6 separate regions of the Homo sapiens genome follow, and all the other regions are linked to region 5. The links are chromatin loops, found by intact Hi-C in ENCODE. Cell type or tissue: gastrocnemius medialis. All regions are shown on one strand.

What was found. Peaks named below come from ENCODE experiments on the same cell type or tissue, not always from the same donor. Only the 100,000 strongest peaks of a DNase experiment are listed, where the experiment ranks them.
Region 1: a loop joins it to region 5, with 10 times the contacts of the local background. A loop is called at or near these places in 83 of 110 quality-filtered maps.
Region 2: a loop joins it to region 5, with 3 times the contacts of the local background. A loop is called at or near these places in 15 of 110 quality-filtered maps.
Region 3: a loop joins it to region 5, with 3 times the contacts of the local background. A loop is called at or near these places in 3 of 110 quality-filtered maps.
Region 4: a loop joins it to region 5, with 8 times the contacts of the local background. A loop is called at or near these places in 90 of 110 quality-filtered maps.
Region 6: it touches region 5 in a loop (13-fold over the local background); 8 of 110 quality-filtered maps call a loop at or near these places.

Annotation. Positions count from the first base shown.
Region 1 is chr6:16,204,415-16,209,414 of GRCh38, forward strand. It overlaps the pseudogene RNU6-1114P. Among named protein-coding and RNA genes, the nearest start is that of GMPR, 32 kb to the right of the region's middle. RefSeq lists enhancers at 1,111-1,200, 1,411-1,620. In gastrocnemius medialis, a CTCF peak has its summit at 2,325 (motif pointing left); a DNase peak (open chromatin) is centred at 2,317.
Region 2 is chr6:16,167,144-16,172,143 of GRCh38, forward strand. It overlaps the pseudogene MRPL42P2. Among named protein-coding and RNA genes, the nearest start is that of MIR4639, 28 kb to the left of the region's middle. In gastrocnemius medialis, a CTCF peak has its summit at 1,974 (motif pointing left); no DNase peak of the experiment used is centred here.
Region 3 is chr6:15,791,566-15,796,565 of GRCh38, forward strand. No RefSeq gene overlaps it. Among named protein-coding and RNA genes, the nearest start is that of DTNBP1, 130 kb to the left of the region's middle. In gastrocnemius medialis, no CTCF peak of the experiment used is centred here; DNase peaks (open chromatin) are centred at 1,926 and 4,996; H3K27ac peaks cover 4,494 bases.
Region 4 is chr6:16,181,194-16,186,193 of GRCh38, forward strand. No RefSeq gene overlaps it. Among named protein-coding and RNA genes, the nearest start is that of MIR4639, 42 kb to the left of the region's middle. In gastrocnemius medialis, CTCF peaks have their summits at 2,104 (motif pointing left) and 3,111 (motif pointing left); no DNase peak of the experiment used is centred here; H3K4me3 peaks cover 560 bases; H3K27ac peaks cover 350 bases.
Region 5 is chr6:15,689,091-15,694,090 of GRCh38, forward strand. No RefSeq gene overlaps it. Among named protein-coding and RNA genes, the nearest start is that of DTNBP1, 29 kb to the left of the region's middle. In gastrocnemius medialis, a CTCF peak has its summit at 2,354 (motif pointing right); a DNase peak (open chromatin) is centred at 2,391; H3K4me3 peaks cover 2,148 bases; H3K27ac peaks cover 2,488 bases.
Region 6 is chr6:15,882,864-15,887,863 of GRCh38, forward strand. No RefSeq gene overlaps it. Among named protein-coding and RNA genes, the nearest start is that of LINC02543, 110 kb to the right of the region's middle. In gastrocnemius medialis, no CTCF peak of the experiment used is centred here; a DNase peak (open chromatin) is centred at 2,958; H3K27ac peaks cover 695 bases.

The DNA of each region.
Region 1 (5,000 bases), 520 kb after region 5:
ATATTGTATTATTCCATTTATAAGAAATGTCCAGAATAGGCAAATCTGTAGAAACAGAGAGTAGATCATTGGTTGCCTAAGGCTGGAAGGAATCAGGGAAGGCCCTGAGGAGTGATGGCTGATAAATAAGGAGTGTGGCAGGTTTCTTTTTTGGGTTATAAAAATGTTTTAAAATTGGTGTGATGATGGCTGCACAACTCTATGAATATATGAAAAGCCACTGACTTGTACATTCTAAATTGGTGAATTGTATGATCTGTGAATTATGTCTCAATAAAGCCATTGGGAGACAATATAAATAAATACAATCCAGAGACATTGTCCTGTGGGTAAATACTAAATAGAATCATTAGGCTGGTCTCTGGATTTGTCTATTCAATGCTTTCATGTTGGTTTTCTTTATCTTCCAGCTCCAGAAAAGGCCTGTAGTTCCAGCTACTGGGGAGGCTGATGGAAGGATTGCATGAGCCTGGGAGGTCAAAGCTGCAGTGAGCTGTGATCGCACCACTGCACTCCAGCCTGGGTGACAGAGTGAGACCCAGTCTCAAAAAAAAAAAAAAAAAAAAAAAAAAAAAAGCAAGCAAGCAAGAAAGAAAAAAGTGCTCGTTTCAGCAGCACATATACTAAAAATTGGAATGATACGGAGAAGACTACCATGGCCTCTGAGCAAGAATGACACAAAAATCCTGCAAAATAAAAAGCCTGAGCAAAGTGACTTGCCCAGGATGCCACAGTTCACAGTGGTAGAACCACAACTGGAAACCAGGACTTTGACTCCCAGGCAGCTGCCCCTTCCACGAGTTCCATGTCCCATGTGCATGCTATGTTTGTACTGGGGTCAATGGCAACCGTCTTATTTGGATATTCTTATTTTCCTCTATGCCCTGAGAAACCTGGTTTGTAGACAGAAAAGGCTGATTTTTTGCTTCTAAAAGCTTAAGTTGACATTTTGTGTTGTTTTGTTTTGTTCTCCTGGCCCAGCCTAACAAGCATTCACATAGTAGACAACACATGCTTGCTGGACCTTACTTCCTGTCTGGTGACCCAGCTCCCTAGAGACTTGAATCTCAAATAAATGTTTCTGTCAGGAGGCTGAGCTCCCAGCTGTGCAAATTGGTCACAGATGTAATTGCATTTGCCCTCTGCCCTGGAAGAAAACATGCCTGTGGTTGGGGGTTTAGATGTCTCAGAATGAAAGACATTACTCCTGACTCTGGGTAATAGCCGTGACGCTCAAAATAAGCTGCCACAGAGACACGCCATAGTGTTGCCAGATGTACAGGGCTGTTGCTACCCAGAATCTGGATCTGCACAGCCAGTTACCAAACTGTGGCCATGTCATTGGCCAATCAGGCATAGTCAAGAACCTAGCTTTTCCACTGGCTCCTCATACTTTCAAACATAACTCCATCCCCTCTTCTCCTCTCCCTAATGCCCACAAGATCTCTGCAAAGAGCTCTAATTCCAAGTTCCCTGAATGGCAGACAATGGCAGCCCTAGGACATCTACACTGCACAGGCTGCAATTGCTAGAATCTAATTAAAATAAACATTGTAACAAGCTGCTGAGCCCCGCCCAGTGCCTCAGGAGTGCAGTGATGTGACACATCTCACTGCAGCCTCCACCTCCCACCCTCCAGCAATCCTCCTGCTTTGGCCTCCCAAAGAGTGGAAACTACAAGTGTGTGCCACTACACCTGGCTAATTTTTGTACTTTTTGTAGAGATGAAGTCTCGCCATGTTATCGAGGCTGGTCTTGAACTCCTGGGCTCAAGTGGTCCACCCACCTTGGTGTCCCAAAGTGTTGGAATTACAGGTCTGAGTTACTGAATCTGGCCAGATAGATATTTTAAACCCAGTATTTGTCTGCCTTTCTTCCTCAGTAGAATTTGAATGTACCAGGTGGCTGCTAGCTACACACCTGTGTAGGATGAGGCTTATCCTATATGTCTGCCCTATTTGTCTTGTTAAATCATATTATTATTCTGAACGCTTTCCTTCTAAAGCAGACAACCAAAGCATAGGGTATTAGCTCTTCTTAGTCCTTTTCCAATCCAAACATTTAGACTTCTTTCTGCTCACCCCTGGGCAGTATCACCCTCATCAATTTCCTCTTAATTGACTAGAATGAATTGTAACTATCCCCATCAGCAATCACATCTGTTAAGGATTGCAGAGTGCCATTGTTGTACGGGAAGAGCATTTCATTTGAGCCACCAAAAATTTACTAACGTGTGGACACAGGGACAGATACAGAGGATTGCAAACTCCAGTTTCTGAAAAACTCGATTCCAAAGCAAGGGAAAAGGTGCCCTCTAGTGGTAAACACAGCACACTACACCACAGCATCCTTATTCCAGACCGGAAGCCTGGCTATTTGAATCCTATTTTCTGTTTCTTCCAGAAACCCTGAGGTCCAGACAGGATGTGACACATGAAGGTTTAAGTGAATTAAAATAGGCTGCTGACATCTAAGGCCAGGAAGAAATAATGAGTACGGATCCACTTTCACTGAGAGCAACCATCTCTGCTAAGCCACTTCTTCAATTTGGTGGCAAGTAACCAACTATCTGGAATGAGCAAGAAATATTCCCTTCCGAATTCCTTGAAAAATGTGGGGCTTAATTTAGAATATTCAAGTTCTTTTGACATACGTACTAAGACTATACAGTTTTTATAAGTATTCTAAAAGCCCGTATAAATTACAGTTGATTGGGAACTTTTAATGTAATAATTGAGTCCTGACATAAGAGACAGTGCAATGCTCAGGAAATAATGCTGGCCTGAAAGCTTGGAGATATGGACTCCGTGACACAGCCTCTGCCACTAACTAGGTGACTTCGGGCAAGTCCTTCAACATCTCTGACCTCCGTTTTCCCGTTAACAAATGAAAGAATTGGACTAATAATTTCTAAGCTTTTTCAGCTCTAAAATGATCTAATTTGGCCAGGCGCGGTGGCTCATGCCTCTAATCCCAGCACTTTGGGAGGCCAACGTGGGTGGATCACCTGAGGTCAGGACTTTGAGACCAGCCTGGCCAACTTAGTGAAACCCCATCTCTACTAAAAATACAAAAATTAGCCAGGTGTGGTGGCGTGCACCTGTAGTCCCAGCTACTCGGGAGGCTGAGGCAGGAGAATCGCTTGAACCCGGGAGGCGGAGGTTGCAGTGAGCCAAGATTGCACCACTGCACTCCAGCCTGGCAACAGAGCGAGACTTCATCTCACATAAATAAATAAATAAATAATAAAATTATCTAACTTATAAAAACTCTTTTAGGAGAGTTATATTTTGAAATAATATCTTTTGGGGATTTGTGTGTATTTCCTTCATTAACCCCAGGGTACCCTCCCTTAGCCCACTACTAAATAAAAACCAAGATTCAGGACGGGCGCAGTGGCTCAATCCCAGCACTTTGAGAGGCTGAGGCTGGTGGGTTGCTTGGGCCAGGAGTTCAAGATTAGCCTGGCCAATATGTCAAACCCCATCTCTACTAAAAACACACACAAAAATAGCTGGACGTGGTGACGCACCCCTGTTGGGAGGCTGAGGCACGAGAATCGCTTGAACCCAGGAGGCGGAGGTTGCAGTGAGCTGAGATCGTGCCACTGGATGCACTCCAGCCTGGGCAACAGAGCGAGACTGTTTAAAAAAAAAAATAGTCAAAGAACTAGTCGAACTAAGGGTGAGAAAGATGAGAATCAGCCCATGGAACATGCTTTTGCTGTCCATGAATCTAGGAAATACCAGGGCTGGGGAAAGGAGAAAGAGGAGTTAGAGAGGTGAATTACTCAAATGAGAAAAAGGGCCTGGATAGGTAGAGGTAGGAGGTCTCAGAGAGAAGTGGGAAGGAAGATCCTCAAAAGGACAAGCTTCCATGTGTGTCCACACACCAGCTCACCGCTCCAGCCCAGCCCTGGGGACAAGTATCTCTCCTGAATAGAGGGGAGGATGTGCACGCCTCCTGGAGGAGTGGGGACATGAAGAAGCATTTATTTTAGCTCCTTTCCACTGATTACAGAAGCACTAAAGAGAACAAGTTGGGAGCATCTCCACGACAGGGAGGGCAGGGCACTGCCACTGGTACACACAGATCCTGGAACTTTAGTGTGCAGGTGGACTTAATAATACTAATATTAGGAATAGAGATATGTGCACATCTGTTTTTATCAATCAATCAGGTGTTAGCATAATTTGCTATTTCCTTTTTAAGATAGGAAGTAGCTTTTGGTTGTTGAAATTGTTTCCTCTCTTGATTAAATTAATTATCCCTAAGAACTGAAGGCTTCAGTGATCTCTGAGAATTCTTCCAAATGTGAAATATAGTTATTCTAAGACATTTCAAAGCTCAGGTTATTGTATGTTGGGTCTAATGTTAGGCTTCACTGTACCAGAATTCTATTATGTGAAACATTACTTTAAATGAGTAACTCGCCACCTAAAACATGGAATTCCTTCTTTGATATGGCAGCACTGTGTGTAGTCAGGGTTTTGCATTACATCTCTCAGGCCACCCGTGCTGGCTCATGCCTGTAATCCCAGCACTTTGGGAGGTGCTGAAGTGGGAGGATTGCTTGAGCCCAGGAGTTCAAGACCAGCCTGGGCTGCTACATGGCAAAACCTTGTCTCTACAAAAAGTACAAAAAATTGCCAGGCAGTATGCCTGTAGTCCCAGCTACTAGGGAGGCTGAGGCAGGAGGATCGTTTCAGTCTGGAAGTTTGAGGTTGCAGTGAGCTGTAATTGTGCACTGCACTCCAGCCTGGGCAATGGAGTGAGATCCTTTCCCTCCAACCCCCCAAAAATTAACAAATTACCTGGGCATGGTGGCATGCACCTGTAGTTCCAGGTACTCAAGAGGCTAACTTGGGAGGATCCCTTAAGCCCAGGAGTCCAAGGCTGCAGCGAGCTGTGATTGCACTACTGCACTCCAGCCTGGACCACAGAGCAAGACCTTGTCTCAAAAAAAAAAAAAAAAAAAAATCTCTGTATTAAACTATCCA
Region 2 (5,000 bases), 480 kb after region 5:
ACTCCCTAGTTAACAATTCACATTTTAAAATGAAAGAACCTGATTTAAATGTAATCCTGTCTTTAGGCTTGAAGACAAGTAAAATGCTATTTTTATCTAATACATAAGTAAAAGCAAGAAAATCCCCTCCAGAGAGTGGAAGCTGTTCATGGCTCTATTGTAATTTCTGTCTGCAAATGTGTGAAAGAAACTTTCAAGGGAAAAATGTTCCAGAAAGTAACCTTTTAAACGTTAAACCACTGCACTTTAGAAAGCAAGATAAAGAGCTTTGTACCCCAAGCTATTTCTCTGTTCCTTTTTTCTTGAGCTAAACCTCCTGTGTAATAATTTCTTTGGAATGCTTTGTTCTGAAGAGATGTTTCATGCGACTGGTGCCTTGTCTCAGTAATCAAAGACACACTGAGTCAAATTTGGCCTTTGGAAAACAACCTGGATAATGACTGCCTGTAATTATGTAAATGTTTAGATAATAACTGATTTTCAATTTAATTTGATGGAGACAAAACTTAGCACATCCTTACCCAATGCCTCTCCTTGTAAGTGGCCACTGTGTCTTCTGGGTAACTTGAGAACCTGGCAACAATATCAGGAACATAGTAGGTGCTTTATAAATAGTTAGTAGATGAATGAATGAATGAGTGAATGCTTAATAAATGTGCTTGATCTGATCCTAAAACAATTTTTTTCCTTTTAGAAATTCAGCCATTTAGTCATCATTTTCTGAAGCATATTTCAAAAGTATACTAATATTGAAGAGTAATTAATAGAAAGCAACTGACACTATGTCTTTGTTAATGCTGCACCCCCTTCCCAAATAAATTTCATGGTTTATGGCTCTCCAGAGGCGAGGGAACAAAGCCACTTGGGAGAAAAGTATCTGCTGAAGTTTTTGGTTTTTGCTTTTCTAAAACTGCCTCAAATTCAGAAAAAAAGGCCATAGTTTTCATGGCTATGGGGTCCACACTCTAGTCTCCATGCAGAATCTTTCCCTAGTGACTGGACTTGTTTTGGCAGCCCTCAGGGTAAATTACTCTCCTCGATAGCCCTCAGCAATCACAGAGGCTTATCTCAAATTCTTCTTGTCGAAATGGGATGTGTACTTGGTCTTACCACTTGAAGAAAAAATGTTTAAACACTGCACAGTTTACCAGATCTTACTTTGAGGTGTTCTCTGGGGTTAGCCAAACAAATGGAGAAGGTCTAAGTAAACTGTTCAAGACTTTCAGCCAACGCTGAAAGTGCAGTGCTGGAATTGCCTGACCCCAGAGAGAGGGTAACTCTGAGCGTGCAGTTTCTAGATCAAGGTCGGGAGGTGCTGACCACAATGGGGCCATGGGTGGAGGGTGATGCCTTAGGCACCACTGAGGAAGTAGAAGAAAGATCTAACCCTGGAGGTATCTTCCTCCTGATTTTTTAGTTTTTCTGGAGAGCCCCTCAGAGTGTGGGAAAGTGTGTAGTGGACTGGGATTTGGGAGTGTTACCTTCCTTCCAGCGACCCTCTACTTTTCTACCCACTTCTTGCTGATACAAAATCTCCAGGTGCAAAATTTCTTGGTGACCTCTGTGCCCCGCTGCAAGCAGCTTCCATAGAAGGCAGATATGACCTCAGCATTACACACAGGCATTTTTAAAAAATAAAGGATGCTATTTAAATTAAGGAACAATTTAAGCAAACAAAAGACAGAATAATAAACAGACTCTATGTGCCCACTACCAGGAGTAAACAGACTTGAACATTTTGCTTATTGATATGGTCTGGCTGTGTGTTCCCACCCAAATCTCATCTTGAGTTGTAATCCGAACTGTAATCCCCAGGTGCTGGAAGAGGGAACTCTTGGGAGGTGATTGGATCATGGGGGCGGTTCTCCCATGCTGTTCTCTTGTGATAGTGAGTTCTCAACAATATCTGATGGTTTTATAAGGGTCTGTTCCCCCTTTGCTCTGTGCTTCTCTCTCCTGCCACCTTGTGAAGAAGGATGGTTTTGCTTTCCCTTCTGCCATTATTGTATAAGTTTCCTGATGTCTCCCCAGCCATTTGCAGCTGTGAGTCAATTAAACCTCTTTTCTTTATAAATTATCCAGTCTGGGGCACTTATAGTAGTGTGAAGCCGAACTAATACACTTACTTACTTTAGGCCTTTTTTTTTCTTTCTTTTTTTTTTTTTTAAGAAATAAGATTTTATAGAGTTAAAAAAAAATCCTCCCTCAATTTAAGTATCTGCACAGCTATTCTTTCTATTCTTTTTTATCTTTGAATTGCTCATAATTAAAATCAAAATAATTTGTATATTTGTAAATTGTTTTGATTTTAATTATGAGCAATTCAAAGATAAAAAAGAATAGAAAATAATACAATGACTATATACCCACCATTGAGATTACATGCATGATACTATTTTGCCTTATTTGTTTTAACCTTGTTCTAAATTTTTATTGTGGAAAATTTCAGACACATACAAGAGTAGGAAGAATAGTATAATGAGCTCCATGGACCCATCACCCAGCTTCAACAATTGTCCACTCATGGACAATCTTGTTTTATCTGTGGGGTAGTTATAGATAATATAGATTCTACATTCTCCCATATGTTATTTATCTATACACATTTCGTCATGTATCTCTTAAAGAGAAGAACGTTAAAAAAAATAACTGCAATGCCATTATCATACTTAAATGTAGCGATAATTCACTAGTGTCTGCTATTAGCCAAAATCCAGTCAATGTTCAAATTTTTTCATTGTAAAAATAATTTTTTTTCAATTTTTGTGTTTGAATCAGGATTCAGATAAGGTCTACACCAAGCTTAAAGCCAACCTGCAGCCTGCAGGCCACACAGGGCCCTGGACAGCTTTGAATGCAGCCCAACACAAATTTGTAAACTTTTTTAAAACAGTATGAGTTTTTTTGCAATTTTTTTCCTCTTAGCTCATCAGCTATTGTTAGTGTTAGTGTATTTTATGTATGGCCCAAGATAATTCTTCTTCTTCCAGTGTGACCCAGGGAAACCAAAAGATTGGACACCCCTCATCTACATATTGACATTGATTTGACAGAGACAGTTATACCTCTTTCTTTCCAATTTTTATTCTTCTAATTGCTTGTTCTTATCTAATTGCATAGACTAGGACCTCCAGCCCAGTATTAAATAGCAGTGGAGATCATGGCTATCCTTTGTCTTGTTCCTCACTTTAATGGAAAGTCTCCAGTGTAATCACGTTAAATAAGATGCCAGCTTTTGAGCTAAAGTATACACACACACAGACATATAATCACATGTATAACATATTAAAAATCACATATGAATATAAAGTATACATTATTTATATATTTCAGTAAATGTTGTACCATATATAACCATATATAATGATATATGTAATTATATATAATCATACGTATTTAAAAAACAAAATAGTCATCAATGTATATTTTTAAGTGTTAAGTTTATCAGGTGCGTTATCTACCTCTGTGAAGATGATTATATGACCTTTTTCTCTTTGTCTTAATATGAAGGATTATGTTATTAAATTTTCTAATAATGAATCCCTCTTGTTAAAGATGATGCTGATTCTTGTAGCAACTAGAATTATAAATGGAAAAGGCTACAAATTATCTCAGAAAAAGAAATCTAGATCTCCTATTTGATAGGGAAAGAGAATTTATGTACCATACATGTGTGTGACTAAAATAATCAACTACTGATGTTTAATTTTTTAAATCTCCCTGTATAACAACTATAATTAGACTTGAGTTTCATATACACCTTTCAGATGCTATTGCCAAGTACATTCCCAGTTTTTAAATATGTTTCTATTCTTTAGCAGAGTAAACAGCAAAAGGTGCTAGAAGGCAAATAAATGTGCAGGGAGACAGAGCAACACGTGCCCAGAGTATTTTGTGCTGCCCAAAGCCATTTGGCTTTGAAGAGATTCAAAGGAAGAAACATCTGATGTTCAGACACTAAGATGAAAGAGTTAAAGGGCTTCTTCCCAAAAACCCATAACCCTAGCCTAATCGTGAGAGAAACATCCGTTGAATTCTAATTAAGGGAAGTTCCACAAAATTCCTGACCAGGACTCCTCAAAACCATCAAGGTCATCAAAAACAAGGAAAGTCAGAGACACTGTCATAGCCAAGGGGCACCTAAGAACAAATGACAACTAAATGTAGTGTAAGATCCTAGATGGGTTACTGGAACAGAAAAAATACGTTGGGTAAAAACGGAGAAAGTATGAATCCATTATGGGCTTTAGTGAATAGTAACAATATTGGTTCATTAATTGTAACAAATGCACCGCACAAATGCAAGATGTTAATATTGGGGGCAACAAGTGGGGGGACTTGAGGTAAGGAGCTGCCAAGTGATGAAAACTGGTGTGCCTAGAGGCAGATTTTCAAAGCATTCTCTCTTCAAAACATCTTTTTCGAAGATGTTTATACTACCTGATAAGCATCTCCATACCCCATGGCTGTAGCAGCAGTAAAATAGAGGACAGTAAAGCAAATTGTCTTGAAACATTTATTTCCAATGCAAAATGGAGCTTTATACTGTGTGTGTTATAAATCTATGTATTCTTCTCTACCTGATGACTATAATTGCAAAACAGAGCTTGCTGTGACTTCCAATGGCAGGAAGTGAGCCTGCTACCACTCTCCTGTGGACATTCCCTATGAATACACAAAACCCATCCTTCAACCACATCCTGGGCACAATAATGAAGAAATACAAGATCAAGTGCTGAAAACCAGATTGGAAGAAAAAGGTGAACACCTTGAGCAAAGACCCATGATAGAACAACTTAGCAAAATGTTCTTTAGTATTACACGCTGTTGGTATTCTCATGGACAGTATTAAAGATGTTGCAAGAAACTAGATCTTCTAAAAGGCAGATGACTGAGGTACTCGGGGGAATCAAAGAGAAATGTTCTTCATTTGCCATTTGAGAAAATGCAATCCGGGGTGTTCACTAACATGTTATATAGTAAAGTCAGAATAATGAATG
Region 3 (5,000 bases), 100 kb after region 5:
TATAAGGGCACTGGCTTTTCTTAGCTTTTAATATTTAACTAACCACTCAGTCAGTACTGAAACAGTTGTTATGGAGGCCTGTGTTAGTGAGACCTGGCCTGCCACATTGTTACATGTCACCATGGCAAGGCTGAACTGTGCTTCCCAGAATTCCCTTTTCTGCATAATTCCAGTTAGGGTGGGCCACAAGAGACATCTTGCACAGGACAGGACAGCATCATATTGTCTGTGCATTCGGTAGCTCGGCACTGTGGCAGCCGTGCATGTGTTGTCATTTGTCTGCCGGCTCATGTTGCTGGTGAGAGACGGCAGCAGGCCTGCAGCTACTACACTTCTCCTGGATCCTCTCTCAGCTTTTGCAAATCCTGGGCCAGATGGGTGTTAAGCTCCATAAAAAAGAGGCCTGGCTCTGGATCCTGCAGGACGCCCCACCCTGGAGGTTGGAGGCAGTGAGGGAATGACATGGGTTTAGTCCATCCTGCAGGTTCTGGCTTGTCCTTACTGTCCCCACTGTCTTAATCAGCTTGGGCTACTGTAACAGAATATGGAGTGGGTGGCTTAAACCACACACATTTATTTCTCACTGTTCTGGAGGCTGGAAGTCTGAGATCAGGATGCCAGCATGGTCAAGTTCTCAGTGAGGGCCCTCTTCCTGGTTTACAGATGCCTGCTTTCTTGCTTTTCCTTCCAGGATCATCTCTCTGTGTCTCTTTTTACAAGGGCACTAATCCCATCCATGAGGGCTTCAGGCTTATGACCTAATCATCTCCCAAATGCCCCACTTTCAAATACCATCATATGGAGGATTAGGCTTCAACATATGAATTTCAGAGAGTGCACAAAATTCAGTCCACAGAATCCCCTTTGCATTCATCTTTCCTTCTATGCTACCTGACTTGCAAATTTCAACTTCCAGCACTGGACACGGAGAAACAGCCTTGTAGAAACTAGTGCCTACAATTGCATAAGATGAAATCCCTATGATAAATTCATGTGGATGTGTGCATGTAAGGCTATCCTAGTGGTTCTGCCTTTCTGATCAAATTCTGACTGCATCAGCAGGAACACATGGAGGGGAGGACGGTGTGAAGGGCTAGCACCCTTGCTCTGTGGGTGCAGTCATGGGTCCTCTGCTACATCCAAAGATGGACCAGACTGAGTCAGGCCAGTTCTCTCGGGGTACCTAAAGAACTAGAACTGAGAGAGTCACTCTCTGTTGGTGCAGAGGCTGTAAGAGGTAAAGTTGGGGTGCTGTGGGGAACTGTATTAGTCTGCAATGGCTGCTGTAAGAAAATACCAAAGACTGGGAAGCTTAAACAACAGAAATTGATTTCCTCACAGTTCCAGAGGCCCTAAGTCAAAGATCAAGGTGTCAGCTGGGTTGCTTGCTTCTGAGGTCTTTCTCTTTTGTGTACAGATTACTGCCTTCTCCCTGTATCCTTATGTGGACTGTCCTCTGTGCACATACATCCCTGGTGTCTCTTCCTCCTCTTATGAGGACACTAGTCATACTGGATTAGGATCACCCTAACAGCCTCATTTCAACTGAGTGGGCTCTTTAAAGGCCTTATCTCCAAATGCAGTCACATTCTGAGGTACTGGGGGCTAGGACTTCCACCATATGAATATTTGGGGACACAGTTCAGCCCATAACACTGGCTATTAGTGGGCAAGTGTGGTAGATATACTTTTTGCCATCTGGAGAAAGTCTGATTGCGGAGAAAGTCGGACTGCAGAGAAAGAGAAGAATGTAGCAGACACTCAGAGAGCCATGGAACTGATACACTATATAGAGAAGACCACAGCCTTTGGGATGGAAGGAACCCAACTTTGTAAGGAGAGCCATTCACAACTGCCTCTGTAGATAACTCGTGACACAGCTCATAGGAATTTATCACTCCCAGCATACAAACTGTCTGACGGTTTGCCCTGCAGCATGGTCAGGCTTCAAGGCTGTTTTCCCAGCTGCAGAGCTCACAGGTGTCTGTGCATGAGTCTATTGTAGCTAGAGCATCTCCCCAGGCATGAGGCAGGGGCTGATATCGGGATCAGTCAAAATAGCTCTACTAGCAACAGCAAGACACCTTTTTTCCTATTATTATTTAAAATTATCTATGACTTTTTTCTCCCTTCTAGTGCTATAAATGGAAAAAAGATTTCTAGAAAGTTCTTTGTATGTTTTAGACATTCCTTTCATAACCTACAAGCTAACTGTATATTAATAAACTATTACCTCCATTCAATCACATGCCAAACTCACAGAAGCCCAATGACTTTTCAGTAACTTGTGCCAATGAACCAATCCATGTTTATTGAGCTCTGATTATAAATGAAGCTCAGCAGTAGGGAATACAAGAGATTAAAAGATGGTGAGGACAAGCTCCTCACTCTCAAAAATCTTACCATCTAGATGAGCTCAGGGACCAAGGCACTGAAATAGCCATGTACACCTCAGAGTCAAGGTCAAAGCATAATTTTAGTTTTGATTCAGTCCCTTGGCCAGAGAAGCAGAAGTGTCAAATTATAGCCATGAACAAGCACTTAAGTAGCTTAGCTTTGTCTATAGGAGGGTCTCTGGACAGCTGGGCAAATTCACAGCCTTTACTCTTCTAGTGTTTACTTCTTCTATGCATTTTTTGTGAATTCTAAAACAATGTGGCTATGTCACAGAAATGGAAGTCACCAGTTTGGTTTGCTAGCGTACTGCTTATGTACAAGTTGCTTTGGATTTCTTTTATGTCTGGGCCCTGGGTGGCCCTCAGTTCTGCCCATGGCAGTAGCTGACAGTGCTCTGTGGTTGTAGGAATATTTGGAAGGAGCAGAAAAGAGGTACAGTTAGAATGAGTGGGACTTGTCTGGTGGGTTGACTACTGATATAGTTCAGTGTCTGGTTACTGCTTTGAACATTTAGGTGAAAAATATCGTGCTGACCTATCCAGCACAGCCTCTGCGTAAAGAACACTTCACAGAGTAGTGAAGTGCAAACACACAAGGCAATAATTATATATTATAACACACACCTTATTGGTTCTGTTTCTGTGAAGAACCTTGATACATCTTCTAAGGAAATTTCTCAAATGTCCCATCCAAGAAGTGTTCCTAGATAAAATCTAGGATGCCCCGTTAAATTGAAATTGCAGATGTATCACAAATAATTTCTTATAAGTATGTCTCATGCAATATTTGGGACATACTTATAATAAAAAGTTGTTTATTGTTCATCTCAAATTCAAATTTAGCTGTGGGTCTTGTATTTTTATTTGCTAATCTGGCAACCCGACATCTACGCACTGCTGTTTTTGTAACATCTGCCGGAGCTACATGCCACAGCCATCACTGCCTGCAAGGGAGGCTGGGAAATGTAGTGCTGTTAACCAAGAACATTGTTGCAGTCAAGAACATAGGAGTTTTGGTAATAAGGAAGATGGAGATGATGAATAATGGATATTGGGTGGGCAACTCCTATAAAGTCCAGGTGACCCTTTTACCCATGTGAGATGGGTATAAGTCTATATTGATAATATTATTAGCAGCTATCCCATATTAGGTTCTTACTTTGTGTCATGAACCATGCTAAGACCTTTACATACAGCTTCTCATTTAATCTCCACAACAACATTATTGCTACCCCCATTTAACAGATTAGAAGCCTTATCCGATGGCTCAGGCTAAGAGAGATTTAGTTGTTTGAGGTCACACAGCTAGTAAGTTGCTGAGTTAGGGCTAGAATCCACAATGATGTGATTTCAAAGCTGATGCTTTTGATATTTTTTTCCCAACAACAATTCTGCATGCCTACCATGTGCCAAGCACTAGAACAAAGTATTGAGTTATTAGAGTAAACAAAGAAGACAGTCTTTGCCATCAAGGAGCTTACTTCCCATTATCGAGGCCTTTGGGAGGAGGTCATAAGGGTGAGGTCCTAATTCGATGAAGTAGTATTTTTATAAAAAGAGGAAGAGACAGCCTGGCGTGGGGGCTCATGCCTGTAATCCCAGCACTTTAGGAGACTGAGGCGGGCGGATCATGAGGTCAAGAGATCGAGAACATCCTGGCCAACATGGTGAAGCCCCGTCTCTACAAAAAAAAAAAAAAAAAAAAAAAAAGCTGGGTGTGGTTGCAGGCACCTGTAGTCCCAGCTACTTGGGAGGCTGAGGAGAATCGCCTGAACCTGGGAGGCAGAGGTTGCAGTGAGCTGAGATCACGCCATTGCACTCCAGCCTGGTGACAGAGCGAGACTCCGTCAAAAAAAAAAAAAAAAAAAAAAAAGGAGGAAGAGACACCAGAGACCTTCCTCTCTCTCTCTACATGTGCAGACAGGAAAGGCCATGTGAAGACAAAGCAAGAAGTCAACTCTCTACAAACCAGGAAGAGAACCCTCACTGGAAACCAACCCTCATAGCACCTTGATCATGGACCTCCAGTTTCCAGAACTGTGAGAAAATAAATGTCTCTTGTTGAAGCCACTCAGCCTATGGTATTTTGTCATGGGAGCCCCAGAAGACTAATATACCCCCACTATTGATAGAGAGAAACATAAATAAAAATCAGTAAATATGGAACAAATAAGTAGTGAAAAGAATCAGAGGTCATGGGGTACTAAGGATGGTGTCAGCTCTTTAGAAAGGAATCTCAACACACTGAGATGTGGCAATTGGGCAGAGACTTGAGGGGTGCAAGGGAATGAGACACGATGTCTGGGCAGGAATGCTCCAGGCAGAGGGAGCTCAGAGTCCTCCAGCAGGAGCCTGCACTGTGCCTGGAGAGGGAGAGCACAGGGCAGAGTGGCGGGAAATGAGGATGGAGAGTCAGGGCCAGGTCATGTGTGAAAGCCCAGGGTTCTAAGTATGATGGGAAGCCGCGGGGGAATGACATGGTCTGAACTTCATTTCTGTAAGATCAATAACTCTGGCTGCTGTGTAAAAAACCGAACCATAAGCAGAGGACAGTGGGAGTCGAGAGACCAGTCAGGAGGCCACACCAGTAGGGCAGATGAGAGA
Region 4 (5,000 bases), 490 kb after region 5:
AGCGCGGCCAAAGTGGGCGCCCAGGCCGAGGAGGCGCCAAGAGCAAGCGAGGGCTCAGGACTGCGAGCATGCTGTCACCTTTCAGTTTCTATGATAAACCATGCACCCTGACTTCGCTTGGGTAGAAATCCTGATTGCATCACCTTTCCCCACATTTCAGACTACTTACTCTCCCCATAAGCACTCTCAAGCCCATTTTAGGTTAGTAGAGTTTAATTTTGTTTTTCCATCTCCGCACAGCAGTCTCATGAATAACATCTTTTTTCTTTAGCAAAAACCGGTTGTGTAACTGCCGGCGGGTTCGTGCTTTCTCTAACTTCAAAAAGCCGCGGACCTTCACAGTAAGTGTTACAGCTCTATGAAAAGGTGGCAGAGACCCAAAGAGTGAGCAGGAGCAAGATTTATTGTGAAGAGTGAAAAAACAAAGCTACCGCAGCTGCAGAAAGGGAGCTGAGCAAGTTATCCCTGTTGGCTGGGGGGTGGCCAGCTTTAATTACCTTATTTGTCCCCTCCCATGTTCCACTTATGTCCTATCAGAGTGCCCTTTTTTAATCCTCCCCGCGATTGGCTACTTTTAGACTCTTGCTGATTGGTGCGTTTTACAGAGCGTTGATTGGTGCTTTTTACACAGCACTGATTGGTGCATTTTACAATGCCCTTGCTAGTTACAGAGTGCTGATTGGTTCTTTTTACAATCCTAGGTACAGGGTGTTGATTGGTGCGTTTTACAATCCTCTTGCAAGACAGAAAAGTTCTCCAAGTTTCCACTGGACCCAGGAAGTCCAGCTGGCTTCACCTCTCACCATGGCCACATTGGCTCCTAGCATGCAGGCAGAACGAATCTGTTCACTAACAATGGGACTACTGCTACAAACATGGTCCATCATTCACTGAGTCACTGTTTTGTGGCACATTACTGTACATACTGCTGTGGCCTAAGTAAGTCAACCAAACAAAATAGCAGGCTAAACCTGTCAGTCAAAATGTGGGGCATTCCTGGGGCAGGCCCCCTGCAGCAGATAGTCTGGGACTTACTGAAGTGTTATTCAGAGTCTTGTTACTCAACCCACCGAAGAAGGGAGGTGAATGTGAAAAATAATCTGTAGATCTTCACAATGTCTCTAGGGCTTGGATCTGGGAATTGACGTTGTAGAAGAGGCTGACCTCCAAAAAGACAAGATTTCTTATGTCCACTCCTTTTCTAAGTCAAAGCTTATGAACAAATTGGAACACAAGTGATTGTGAACCACTACTGTCACCCGTCTTTTTGCAAAACTTATTTTTTGAGCCCAAGAGATTCTTCCCAGGCATGTTTTTCCTCTTAAATTAAAAAAAAAAAAAAAAAAAAAAAAAAAACTGTTCTGTAGGAAATCTAATCCATATGTTTGTTTCCTTTAGTCATCAAACTGATGCCTGGTTAATGGGAGTTCATGACCAAATACTTTTCCATTAAAACAGGAAATTATTTTTTGTTCACCGTAAACAAATTAAAACTCCAGAGATGTTTGAATCTCCTTTGAAGTGTGCTGCCCTTAAGCTTTTTCTTCTTTTTTTTTTTCTTTTTTTTGAGACGAAGTCTTGCTCTTGTCCCCTAGGCTAGAGTGCAATGGCGCCATCTCGGCTCAGTGCAACCTCTGCCTCCTGGGGCTCAAACAATTCTCCTGCCTCAGCCTACCTAGTAGCTGGGATTACAGGCATGCGCCACCACACCAGGCTAATTTTTGCATTTTTTAGTAGAGACGGGGTTTCACCATGTTGGCCAGGCTGGTCTCTAACTCCTGACTTCAAGTGATCCCCACGCTTCGGCTTCCCAAAGTGCTGGGATTACAGGCACCCAGCTAAACTTCAAGAGCGATCTAAACTAAAATAAGCATTTCCTAAGCCATGCTTTCAATCTCATGCTTGGCTTTTAGAGCTCCTTGTTATATACAAGCCATATACTGAGCATCAGGAACAAAAGGTAATACTGAAGCCACAAGAAAATTAGTCAACCTTGTTCGTCTTGTTAATTAACTCTTTAAAATCCTACAGAGCAATTTGAGGACTAGCTGTTCATGCCATTCATGAAAACTGATTGAAACCTTTACCACCACCTAGAGGTCATTAAACTGTACTGCAAAAACAAGAAAAAATGTTACTAAAGTGGCGCTGTAAATTCTCAGGCATTTTATGATTTTTCCATTACCACACCAAACTTACATAATACTGGATCCTTGGGAGAAGTAAATGATCTTCATAAAAGAGGCACTTTTTAAACTCCCAAACATAGAGTAAGTCAAGGAATGGGAAAGAACAGCTGGGAAAACAGGTTGTTTCAAGAATATCCCTTCCTTGAGCTAAAACTGCCACTTCCTGTACCAGCAACTAGATTTCGAAGATGCACATTCAACACCTGCTCCAGAGAGGCAGCCATCAATGCCGCCATCTTGCTTTCTAGGGGAGAAAGGTTTGGGAGACAAACAGAAGTGAATATGCCGCGATCCAACCTTTCAATGCCTGTAGAATTTTGGCGCACCATTCTTTTTATCTTGAACCTAGAATCCTGGCTCATTCTTGATATATTTAGGTAAGACCAGAGTGAGTCAGAAGATGCAAAGTTAATGTCTCCCATGATTTCATTCCCTATGGAAAAAAAAACTTAGAAAACATATCAAAAACTTTCCATCGGAGACTGAGAGAAAAATAAAAAGGAAAAAAATGAACAAAAGATCTCTTTTTCTTCCATGTGTTATTTTAGAGAATTATATTTAGACTTTGCCTCTGAGTAAGAATCTCAGTCTGTTTTGTGTCTGCAAAGTTGTCCGTTTTGACTAGGGTTGCTAGTGACTCTGAAACCACCTTGGGTCTACACTGGATTTCTGTGGCCTTCTATTCCATGACACTTGGAGAAAAAAGGTTAGTTATGAGCCATTGGATACCAAGAGCCCTCCCACAATCAAATGGACTTTCTGGTTTTGGAATTGATCTCTTTCTGCCTTGGGTTTTAGAGCCCATGGCCAATGCAGCCAACTGTTATCTAGTCTGTAGGGAATCTCACAAATCCACAGCTACTTAATAAACGATCCTCACAGGGCTAAATCATTACAGTGCCACCTCGTGGTCCAGCCTCTTGAGAGGTAACAGGCCACTGTGAGTACAATGGTGTGCCCATGGGCCACTGCCGAGAATGAGGAAGGGGAGGGCCCTGTGTGTGAAGTCATGAAATGACTGCTCTACAGCCAGTGTCATTTGAGGCTTGTGAGCAAAATTAACAAGTAGATGTCAAGAACTAGCCTTCTTCCCAATTGAATGATTTCAAAATGAACTTGCTACAGGTGGCTTTCACTGCATGCAATGGGAAAGTGTGCATGTTTACCAGGTTTGCCCACTTTTGTGTCTGGGACTGTGGTAGGGTATCGAATAGTCTTCTGTGGCTAGAAGCTCTCTCCTTTTATAGCAATGCCAGGAGCATAGTTGGCTCCAGAGATCTCGGATCATTTCAGCTTTCTGCTCAAGAAAATTGCCCCACACCCAACTTACTTATTTGAAACTCAACGACAATAAAGTTTACTGAGACATTCTGCCAATAATTAACTGCCTTGGGGCCCAGGGTATTTAGATCAGGGTTCAGCAACCTTCTTTCATTTAAGGGAGGCCTTTTAGACCTCCTTGGATGAAAGCAATGAGAGTTCTCCATGGAAAGAATTGGTGTGCTTTAGAAACAAAAGCCCAAAGCAACAGATGAGTGGGCTTGAGGCATCTCTTTTAAATTAATTGAAATGAGAATGGCAAGAAAAAAGCAATGGAAGAGTTGTGGACGTGTTATATTATATATTTGCCATAAAGCCTCTTTCAGTAACACCCACGATAACGGGGGAAAAGACAGTGTCACTGGGATCTCCATTGGATGAGGATTGCACGGACTGAGTTGGAATCGTGCTAAGGTGAGAGTCTCTGGAGTTCCACTTGGTGGTTCTACACCTAGATAGGGACCATAATCAAAAGAGTGCTATGCAAAGACTCATACTCAGAGATGTCTCCTAAACCATGGATAAGCCAAGAAGAGCACTGAAAGTCACGAGTTAAACCAAGAGCGGGTTGTCTGACCAAACTTTGCAACCCCTAGGGGAAGTCAGAAGGGGAAAAGGAGGAGAGAGCTGGGCCCCCAAGAATCTACTGCCCCGGTACCAATTTCAAGATGCATCCTCCTACTAAAAAGGGCCATCTAGACTGTATGTTTTCCATTAAGAAAACTGCAACTCACAATCTATTTAAATTACAATGCAAAAGTGAGGCCCCAGGACTAAAATGTGAATTTGAGAGGCTTAGATCTAGTAAAGTGGTTTCCATCAGAAATGGCTGAGAAATGTGACTTTTGTTTGTTTATTTGTTTAGATTTTAGGATAGGAAGAAGCAGAAATAAAAACTCTTTAAACGTATTTTAGATTTTGTGATATGAAGACCTGGTATTTCTCTAGAGTTTCAAATGGAGTGTTTAGTCTTCTATGATGATGGTGATTGGTGTGGTCAAGATTATTATAACTAATTACAACCATTTGTAGGGAATGTTAAGCACTTCATAAAGCACTGGATTCATGGGTTTTGTGGTATACCCTTTTCTAAAGAATTTGGTTTTTTCATCTTATGCTATCACAGACACTCCTTAAAAATATGCAGTCAAAAATACTATTTATATGTGCGGAAACCAAAACATCCATTGTTAAATGAGAGATCTCGGGGCATCCAGGGTGTCGTTTGACCAGGGACATTGTCTCCTGACTCTTGTCCTGTTATAGTCACCACTGAATAAAGATCTCTCCCCACCCTGCCCCTTCCTGCAGTTGCCTGTTAATGGCACCTAGCTTTCCTGTGCAATTTTAATCATGCTTGCTTGGGCCTCCACTACCCTTACATTAGTGAAATGGCCTGGTCTTGAGCTTGTAGGAGGCAGTGACATCACTGGGTAGAGGGAAGCACAATCTGTATCTACATGTTCCTCTATCGTTGAAAAGACTAGATTC
Region 5 (5,000 bases):
CGGAGATTGCAATAAGCCGACATTGTGCCATTGCACTCCAGCCTGGGTGACAGAGTGAGACTTCGTCTCAAAAAAAAAAATTATTTAGATTGCAGTATCTTTTTATTATCTCTTTAGTAACTGGTTATTAAAGTGACTATTTATTAAATATATTTTTAAATATTAAACATTTTTTATTGAGGTAAAGTTCACAGAACATAAACTTCATAATTTAAGAGTATATAAACCCGTCTCTACAGAAAATAAACAAATTAGCTGGGTGTGGTGGCCTGTAGTCCCAGTTACTTGGGAGGCTGAGGTAGGAGAGGGGCTTGAACCTGGAAGGTCAAGGCTGCAGTGAGCCAAGGTTGCACCATGGCACTCCATCCTGGACGACAGAGTGAGACCCTGCCTCAAAACAACAACAACATAAAGAGTATATAATTCACGGTATTGCATAGCCATCACCTCCATCTAGTTCTAAAACATCTTCATTGCCCCAAAAGGGAACCCCTTACCCATTAAGCAGTCTGCTCCCCTTCCCCTTTCTCCCAGTCCTTGGCAACCACTAATCTTTGTCTCTATAGACTTACCTATTCTAGATAGGTCATGTAAGTGAAATCATATAATATGTGGCCTTTTGTGTCTGGCTTCTTTTACTAAGCATGTTTTCAAGTTTCATCCACCTCATGGCCCAAATCAGTACTTCATTCTTGTTTATGGCTCAGTAATATTCCACTGTATGAATATACCACAGTTTCTTTAAGCACTTACCAGTTGATGGACATATGGGTTGTTTCCATCTTTGGCTACTGTAAATAGTGCTGCTGTGAGCACTGGTGTACAAGCTTTTGTTTGAATACCTCTTTTTCAGTTCTTTTGGGAATATACCTAGGAGTGGAGTTGCTGGGTCATATGGTAATTCTATATTTAACTTTTTAAGGAACTGCCAAAGTGATTTCCACAGAGGTTGCATCATTTCATATTCCCACTAACAATGCACGAGGGTTTCAGTTTCTCTATGTCCTCACCAAACATCATTAAATATATTATTGAGAAGTTTTTCTGGAACTGTAATACAGAATTTATGAAAATCTAAATTTACAGAACGGTTTGGAGGGCATTTTGGCACATGGCTTGGCATTTTTAAGTTGTTAACAGTGTGAAGTATTCGGTGCTTCCCTGCAGTCAGAGCCCCTGGTTATTCTGGGAGCCACATGGCACTTGACCTCACAGTTAGTTTTAAGGCTCTGTTCCCTTGCTCGTTCCATGGTGTAGAACATTCCCATTTCTCATAGACCTTTATTTCTCAATTTTCTTTCTGCAGAGCACAAAGCCTTCCTCTGTATCCCCCACCCAGTAACTCCTCCCAATCCCCCAGTCTTATTAATATCCCAGCCCGTAGGAAAAACCGTCAAAGGAGATAACACCTGCCCACACATCCCCCATTGCACTCTGATAATATCTAATGAGACTTTCCAAGGCTCACCTTCAGCATGACAAACACCAATTCTCCCTGCTGGATTCCTGCTGTACCTGTCCCCAGTCCAACAACTTCCTGTTAGGAAAACCTGGCAGTTTTTCAATTAAGCAGATTGCACATGTCTTTCCAGAAATCTCAGGATCCTGGTGTGGTGAAAAGGACAGAATATCTGGGCTCTAGGCCCCATCTGTCACCCATGACCTTTGTTCTTTTCAGCATTTCCTACTGAATTTCTGCCAACTGCAAAGTGCTGTATTATACAGTGGACAGATCACTGGTCCTGCCTAGGTCTCAAATCTAGGAGAGGAAACACCTTGTCTTTCCTGGATCTGAATGATCCTGGACATCTATTCCACCTGAAAGTAATTCTTTGCTTCTGAATTGGAAAGACTGTCTCGATGGGAGGGAACAGTGATACTATTTCTTGGTACTATAAATGGTACTATTTCTTGTTTTATCGAGTCTAGAAGTAGGCGTGTAACAAATGAGTAAACGTTCCCAAAATATTTGGGAGAGGACATGAGACATGGAAAGAAAATTGAGACTTGCCGTCACTTTCACAAAGCCCCCCAAATTCAGCAGAACAAAAATCTCAGAAGGAAAGGCAATCCTCGAACTTAAATGCATTTTTACTTTGTGTATTAGCCTTATTTTTCCAATTTCTAGGGAACCACTGGCTTAGAGAAGAGAATCCAAAGAAGCAGAAACCCAATCTTCCGCTGACGTCTCAACAATGTGCCATCTGAACGATTTCTCATTTCTCTGTCTCCCTAGTTTCTTTTTCAGTTAACTCAAAAGTTTTCACTGGCCCATTTGAGCATTTTCGAAGTGTAACTAACGTCTACAGCCACTAGAGGGCAGACCGCAGCCTGAGGTCCGGTCCTGAGGCTGCAGAACCATCACCTCATTTCATTTTCCCTGCGTGCCTCCAGACGGCGCTGCAGCTCGTGTCAATCTTGCCAGCTCCGACGCTCCTGGCGCTGAGCTCCTCACTGGAGAGGGTAGGGAGAGTCTACCGTATCTGAGAGGCAACTGAGGAAGGGGCACCCTTCCTGGAGACGCTGCCCTGCATCAGAATCCCAGGAGGAGCTTTCCTCTTTGTATTTAAATTCTGTAACTGGAATTCATCATTGGCATAAAAAATATTTATAAAGTTCTTCGGCAGCGTCGTAGGCTACTAAGCGTGGAATAAACAGACGCTGCCCCGTCAGGGTTGAGTGACCCATCAAAACTCCTGAGGAACTTTCTCCTGTCAGTTTCTTCAGGGACAGCAGGACGACATTCTCCTTTCCCTCCCTCTAAAAACACAGGCAGGATATCATCTTTGGAGTCTTAGCATTCTCACACATCATGTTCTCAGTTCATCCAGAACCTTGAGAGGGAGGTATTCTATTTCTCCCAGTTTCATTTTTATTTTAAAACTCAATCTCGGGTTTCAGAAATCTGTTTTAACGATTTTAAACTTTTCTTTTCTTTTCTTTTTGAGACGGAGTCTTGCTCTGTTGCCAGGCTGGAGTGCACTGGCGCGATCTCCGATCACTGCAACTTCTGCCTCCCGGGTTCAAGCGATTCTGTTGCCTCAGCTTCCCCAGTAGCTGGGACTACAGGCGCCCGCCACCACGCCTGGCCAATTTTGTGTATTTTTAGTAGAGATGGGGTTTCACCGCATTAGCCAGGATGGTCTCGATTTCCTGACGTCGTGATCTGCCCTCCTCGGCCTCCCAAAGTGTTGAGATTACAGGCGTGAGCCACCGAGCCCGGCCCGATTTTAAACTTTTCAAAGCAAAGTTGATGTTAAAAACATGAAATACCACGAAAGAGCTTGTCATGAGAAGGAACGTTCCCAGTCTATTCCTTCCCACACGCCACCCCTGGTTCTCCAGCTAAAGGCGACCTTTAGGAACTTTTAACAGTTTCTATTTTCAGGATTTCTTGGGGGTCACCTCCAGATCTCTAAGTGATGTACCCATGGTACTATTTCTTGTTTTATTGAGTCTAGATTATAAACAATCTACTGAGTTTCTCTTTTAACAGATGAGGATTTAGCCTTTTTGAGGAAGTCTCTTGTGATCTCTGTTTTGAAGATGAGAAAACTGAAACTCACAAGGTTCAAGTGACGTGTCCAAGGTCACATAACCAAGAGCTGATGGAGTGGGAATTAGGACCCAGGTTTCCTAACTCTAGGATCCTTGTAATTTCCACCCCACGTTGTGGGGGACTCAACCCGCCTTTGCAAAAATTATAACTGAGAAAATTATGACAATGAAAGAGATCTGACGTAACCAACTCCATCTTGCTTCTAACCTCCAAGCTGTCCTTGTTCATTCCTGGGTGTAGGCTGAACTAACTTTGCGAGGAACTTAGTTTATAGTTTAACTTTGAAACAAAGGTGACAACAGCCCTTTCCCAAAACAAACCCCCTTCCTGCTTGGGACCAGACTGCCTTTAGAGGACTAATAGATTAGCCTCTATTAGTCCTCTAATCTTGTGGCTACAAGATTAGAAATTATGGTTCAGGAGTCATGCAGCTGGAGGCTATAAGATTCTGAACTGGCCAGGCACGGTGGCTCACGCCTGTAATTCCAGCACTTTGGGAGGCCGAGGTGGGTGGATCACGAGGTCAAGAGTGCAAGACCAGCCTGGGCAAGATGGTGAAACCCCGTCTCTACTAAAAATACAAAAAAATTAGCCAGGCTTGGTGGCACGCGCCTGTAATTCCAGCTACTTGGGAGGCTGAGGCAGAGAATTGCTTAAACCCAGGAGGCCGAGGTTGCAGTGAGCCAAGATTGCGCCACTGCACTCCAGCCTGGGCGACAGGGAAAGGCTCCATCTCAAAAAAAAAAAAAAAAAAAAAAAAGGAAAAGAAAAGATTCTGAAGATTCTGAACCTCCTTGAATTACTCCTGGGGATAAATCATCATTGTAAAATTTAAGATCAGTGCTTGAGCTATTTTGCAGACTCTGTGCTGGATATATCAGCTGGCACCACCCAGATGGATACACTGGCTCATCTGGTCTTGTGGCCCCCACCCAGGGACTGCCAGACAGCACAAGAGGACAGCTTCGACTCACTGTGATTTCATCTCCAACCCAACAATCAGCACTCCTGACTCACGGTCCCCTAGCCACCAAATTATCCTTAAAAACTCTGATCCCTGGCTGGGCGCCGTGGCTCACGCCTGTAATCCCAGCACTTTGGGAGGCCGAGGTGGGCGGATCACAAGGTCAGGAGACCGAGTCCAGCCTGGCTAACACGGTGAAACCCCGTTTCTACTAAAAACACAAAAAATTAGCCGGGCGTGGTGGCGGGCGCCTGTAGTCCCAGCTACTCAGGAGGCTAAGGCAGGAGAATGTCGTGAACCCGGGAGGCGGAGCTTGCAGTGAGCCGAGATTGCGCCACTGCACTCCAGCCTGGGCCACAGATCGAGATTCTGTCTCAAAAAAAAAAAAAAAAAAAAAAAAAAAAAAAACTCTGATCCCTTAATTCTCAGAGACTGATTTGAGTAATAATAAAACTCCGGTCTCCCCTACAGCCAGCT
Region 6 (5,000 bases), 190 kb after region 5:
TAACCTTCAGGAAAACAACTGAGTCTCAGTTCACCGGCTGGGAATCCTGAGGGGTAGTGCCCCTGTCTCTGAGGGTCTAGTGGAAAGGTTCCCTGATGAACCTCTGTGTGGATGCATGTGTGGGGGAAGAGTTCTCTTCTCCAGGCCTGGTTTCCACCGTCTGGGCATCATCTACCCCTAACGGAGGTGTGCTGTCTCTGCTCAGGCTGCAGAGAGGACGGGTGGGCCTGAGCGGAAGCAGAGAGTGGGAAGAGATGGCCTTGGGCATGCAGGAAGCCCTCTCTGGGCTGCCTTCCAAGGGCCTGATTTCCAGCTCTGCCGTGGCCCATCCAGGACAGAGGGCTTCAGCAGCTGTTTGGAACAAGGCTTAGTCTAGGAGACAATCTGACAAGGTATAAGAGACGGACCCAACATGTCTTTGGGATGAGTTGATAAACAGCACAAGGTTTATAATTAGATCCCTGATTATCCTAAATTTCTAAAACAGAAGATTTTTGCTTTCCCTTCCTCTCCCATGGTAGAAAACTGGAAGGCATGCAGACCACCCTGGAAGAGCCCTCTTCCCAGAACTCTGGGGGTATAAAGGCTTGCCTAGGTAGGCCAGGACTGAAGAATGACAGGTCATGTCATCTTTTGCCAGATACTGGAAAATTCATTCTAAACACACATACAAAAAATCCCCATTGCATTTAATTAAAATATAATATGGCCAGGTGCGGTGGCTCACGCCTGTAATCCTAGCACTTTGGGTGGCCGAGGTGGGCAGATCACCTGAGGTCGTGAGTTCGAGACGAGCCTGACCAACATGGAGAAACCCCATCTCTACTAAAAATACAAAATTAGCCGGGTGTAGTGGCACATGCCTGTAATCCCAGCTACTCAGGAGGCTGAGGCAGGAGAATCGCTTGAACTCGGGAGGCAGAGGTTGCTGTGAGCTGAGATTGCGTCATTGCACTCCAGCCTGGGCAACAAGAGCAAAACTCTGTCTCAAAAAAATATATATATGTGTGTGTATATATATACGTATATATATATGTGTGTGTGTGTGTGTGTGTATATACGTATATATACACATATGTGTATATATTATATATAAAATATATATAATATATATAATGCATACTCTCTGGGCATGGTGACTCATGCCTGTAATCCCAGCACTTTGAGAGGCCAAGGAGGGAGGATTGCCTGAGCCCAGGAATTTGAAACCAGCCTGGGCAACATAGCAAGACCCTGGCTCCACAAAAAATTTTAAAAAATAAGCCTAGTGTGCTGGCACATGCCTGTGAGTCCCAGCTACCTGTGAGGTTGAGGTGGGAGGATCATTTAAGCCCAGGAGGTCAAGGCTGCAGTGAGCCATGATCACGCCACTGTACTCTAGCCTTGGTGACGGATAGAGACCCTGTCTCAGAAAAAGAAAAAAAAGTGCGTAAAAATGATGAAAATATCACATCATAGAAAACTATATTCAGTGAAAACAGCCAGGCACAGTGGCTCAAACCTGTAATCTCAGTGCTTTAGGAGGCCGAGATGGGCAGATCACTTCAGGCCAGGAGTTTGAGACCAGATTGGCCAACATGGTGAAACCCCATATCTACTAAAAAAAGAAAAAATACAGAAAAGATTAGCCAGGCATGGTGGTGTGTGCCTGTGATCCCAGCTACTCAGGAGGCTGAGGCAGAATAGCTTGAAACTGGGTGGTGGCAGCTGCAGTGAGCTGAGATCACATCACTGCACTCCAGCCTGGGTGACAGAGTGAGACCCTGTCTCAAGAAAAAAAAAAAAAAGAGAGAAAAAAGAAAACTATATTCAGTGAAAAGTAAGCTTTCATTTCTTCCAGATCAGGTGCTCTCTTTTCAGAGGAAACCAAGAATACATTCTTCTACATATTTTTCTGTGCATCAACAAAGATATACGTGTATCAGTAAACATATCTGTTGATATTTATATGACAGAATACTATACCCAATATTTGTGATCTCGCTTTAATCACTTAACACATCTCAATGCTCTTTTTTTTTTTTGAGATGGAGTTTTGCTCATGTCACCCAGGCTGGAGCGTGTGGTGGTGCGATCTCAGTTCACTGCAGCCTCCGCCTCCCAAGTAGCTGGGATTACAGGCATGCATCACCACGCCCAGCTAATTTTTATATTTTTAGCAGAGACAGGGTTTCACCATGTTGGCCAGGCTGGTCTGGAACTCCTGACCTCAAGTGATCTGCCCACCTCGGCCCCCCAAAGTGCTGGGATTACAGGCGTGAGCCACGGTGCCTGGCCCCTCAGTGCTCTTTTTATCTCTACCTAGAATGATCCAACTTATTTTAAAAATCTTCATACTACCAGTGCTGAAACAACATTTTCCACACATTTCTTAGGTGTGCAAGTTTATTTGCCAGATATATTCCTAACAGTAGTGGAACTGTTAGATCAAAGGCATATGAATTTTTCATTTTGATAGATATTGACAAATTGCCCTCTAAAGAGAGCATGTCGATTTATATTCCCTGCCTGTCTGCACTCTTACCAGTGCTGTGCATTTTAAAACTTTCTGATCTTTGCAAAACGTATGAGTAAACAAATGTGTCTTCAGTGATTTTCTTGCTTCCAGTCTTGCTCCTTTTGATTCACTATTCACTCTGCAGCTAGGGTGTGAGTCCAATCCTGTAACTCAGCTTTAGAAGATGCTTCCATGGCTCCTCACCGTCCTTGAAATAGAGTCCCATTTCCTTGACTGGCTCACAAGGCCTTTTGTGTTTGCGGTCCTGTGTAGGTCTCTACTGCCATCCCTCATCTCTTGCTGCCTCGCACTCCACATTTCAGCCATGCTAAACTACTCAGTCTGCTCTCCCTCACCTCCTTCCAGACCTCTTTCCCGTGCTCCACCTGCCTGAGAATACTTTCCACTGCCTGTCTTCCCTACTCTGGCTCACACTCATCATTCTATTTTTGGCTTAGATGTGACATCTACCAGGTTATAACAGGGATGCACTGGCTGCCTCCACAGCCCTCTTACTTCGCCTTTTAAATTATGCAACACTTGGTATATCAAAATAGTATGTAATATACACGTACGTTATGATGCAGAATCATAAAAATAAACCTATGCACCTACCAACTGCAACTGAAGAAACAGATGGCTGCCAACACTGTAATATGTGCTGCTTTCCTATCCATCATTACTCTTACCACACTGGGTGGTAGAGAATCTATACTTGTCTCTATTTCCCACTGGCATCTGAGTCCTGGGAAACAGGTCTGGATCTGACCCATGCATAGTGGTATTCCAAGGCCAAGCATAGGGTGTGATAAGTTGCAATCACTTAATAATATTTTTAAATTGAATATAATAATAGTCAGAAAGGGGAATTTTTTTTTAATAGCCAGGCTCTCAGAAAACAAGTCAGTTATTAAGAACTTATCATCAGTTCACACTGTACTTTGGGTCATTTTTCCAAGGTCAGAGATCAAGTTGTATAGCTTAAGCCTCCTTGTCTGCCTCCTTTGGTGAGGTAGTATGCTATGACTTTTCATTTCTTTTCTTTTTTTCTTTCTTTCTATTTTTTGGTGGGCGGTACCATTGCTTATTTTAATTTTTCAGTTGTGTATCAATAAGGCTGAACAGTTTCTGAAGTACCAGGAATCTATATTAATATTATAATTGCAAAGTGAGTAAACTTACTCTTCCATGGTAATAAGTAATTCAGTTCCTGTCCAAAGCGAGAAATGTCATTCGTGACACTGATTTCACAAATTAAATGCTATCAGCTACTTGAATTAAATAAGGAAACATATCACTAATGGAATTTAAATTAAGGTAACAATAGTAACTCTAATTTAATAAGGGTGGACCTCATGCTAGGCACACTGTAGATTTTTTGCTGATCTTTACCATTATCCTAGAAAGATACGAATGATTATTTCTGTGTTCAGATGAGGACATAGAGGTTCAAAGGGCGAGGGATTGAACCAATGCCACTAAGCCTGGACATCAGAGAGCCAGAACGGGCATCAAAGTCTGTGTCTCCACAAAGCCAAGCCCCTTCCCCCATATCACACAGCATCTCAAACACCATAACTAAAGAAATAGCACAATGCCTTTAAAAAGTATTTTCCTTATTTTTTTCTTTAATTTACCCTGGTCTATCACTTAAAAAAATCATTTTTATTGTTTTAAAATTATAACCTTTACTATTTTTTTACATGGTATTGGATATTTACTAAAAAGAGTATAATAAAGTAGTATGTTATTCATGATAAGTGCTAAAAGGAAAAACAAAGCAATGTAAGGGGATGGGAGGGGACAAGTCTGGATGTTTCGTTAGAAGAGGAGTTCAGAGGAACTTTCTTTGATAAGATGATATTTGAACAGAAACCTCAGTGAAAGGAGGGAGGGAATCTGTGGAGATATCGGGGGTAGAAGGTGGGGAAAGAGGGGTCCCGGGCAAGGTGCACCTGCCTCAGTGTGTACATTCACACCTAATTTGTAGCATATCCCAAGCTATAATATGGCTGTTTACATTTTAGAAGAGATTCCCCTACATTTTATGGAGCTTATGAATTGAAAAAGTTCTCTTAAGTCCTCAAAACAACCGATTTCTCTTGACTTCCAGACCCCCAAGAGCAAGCTGCACCTTTGCCTGCTTCCTGTTGACTCTGAATGAGGAGAAGGTTGCTCAAGCACGCACTCCCACTAGTGAAGCTCAGCAGAGAGCTGGTGATTGGGGACTTAATGAGATGGCACCTGTGAAACCCAAGTACATGCATGAAAGCTTATTGCTATTTTGGTTTTTGTAAGATTGAAAGTCAGGGGCACTCAGCATGGTCATATTTATCAAGCAGAAAGACATAATTCTCTTGTGTATTAGAAGTAAAGGTCCCATTCAAAGCGCATGTGTATTTCTATCTCTCCAGGCATGCTGGGGCCCGTTAGACCAAATACCACGTGGATGGTCTCAGCAGACAGAAAAACTCCACGGAGTTCTATCTGGGTAGAGGAAGGC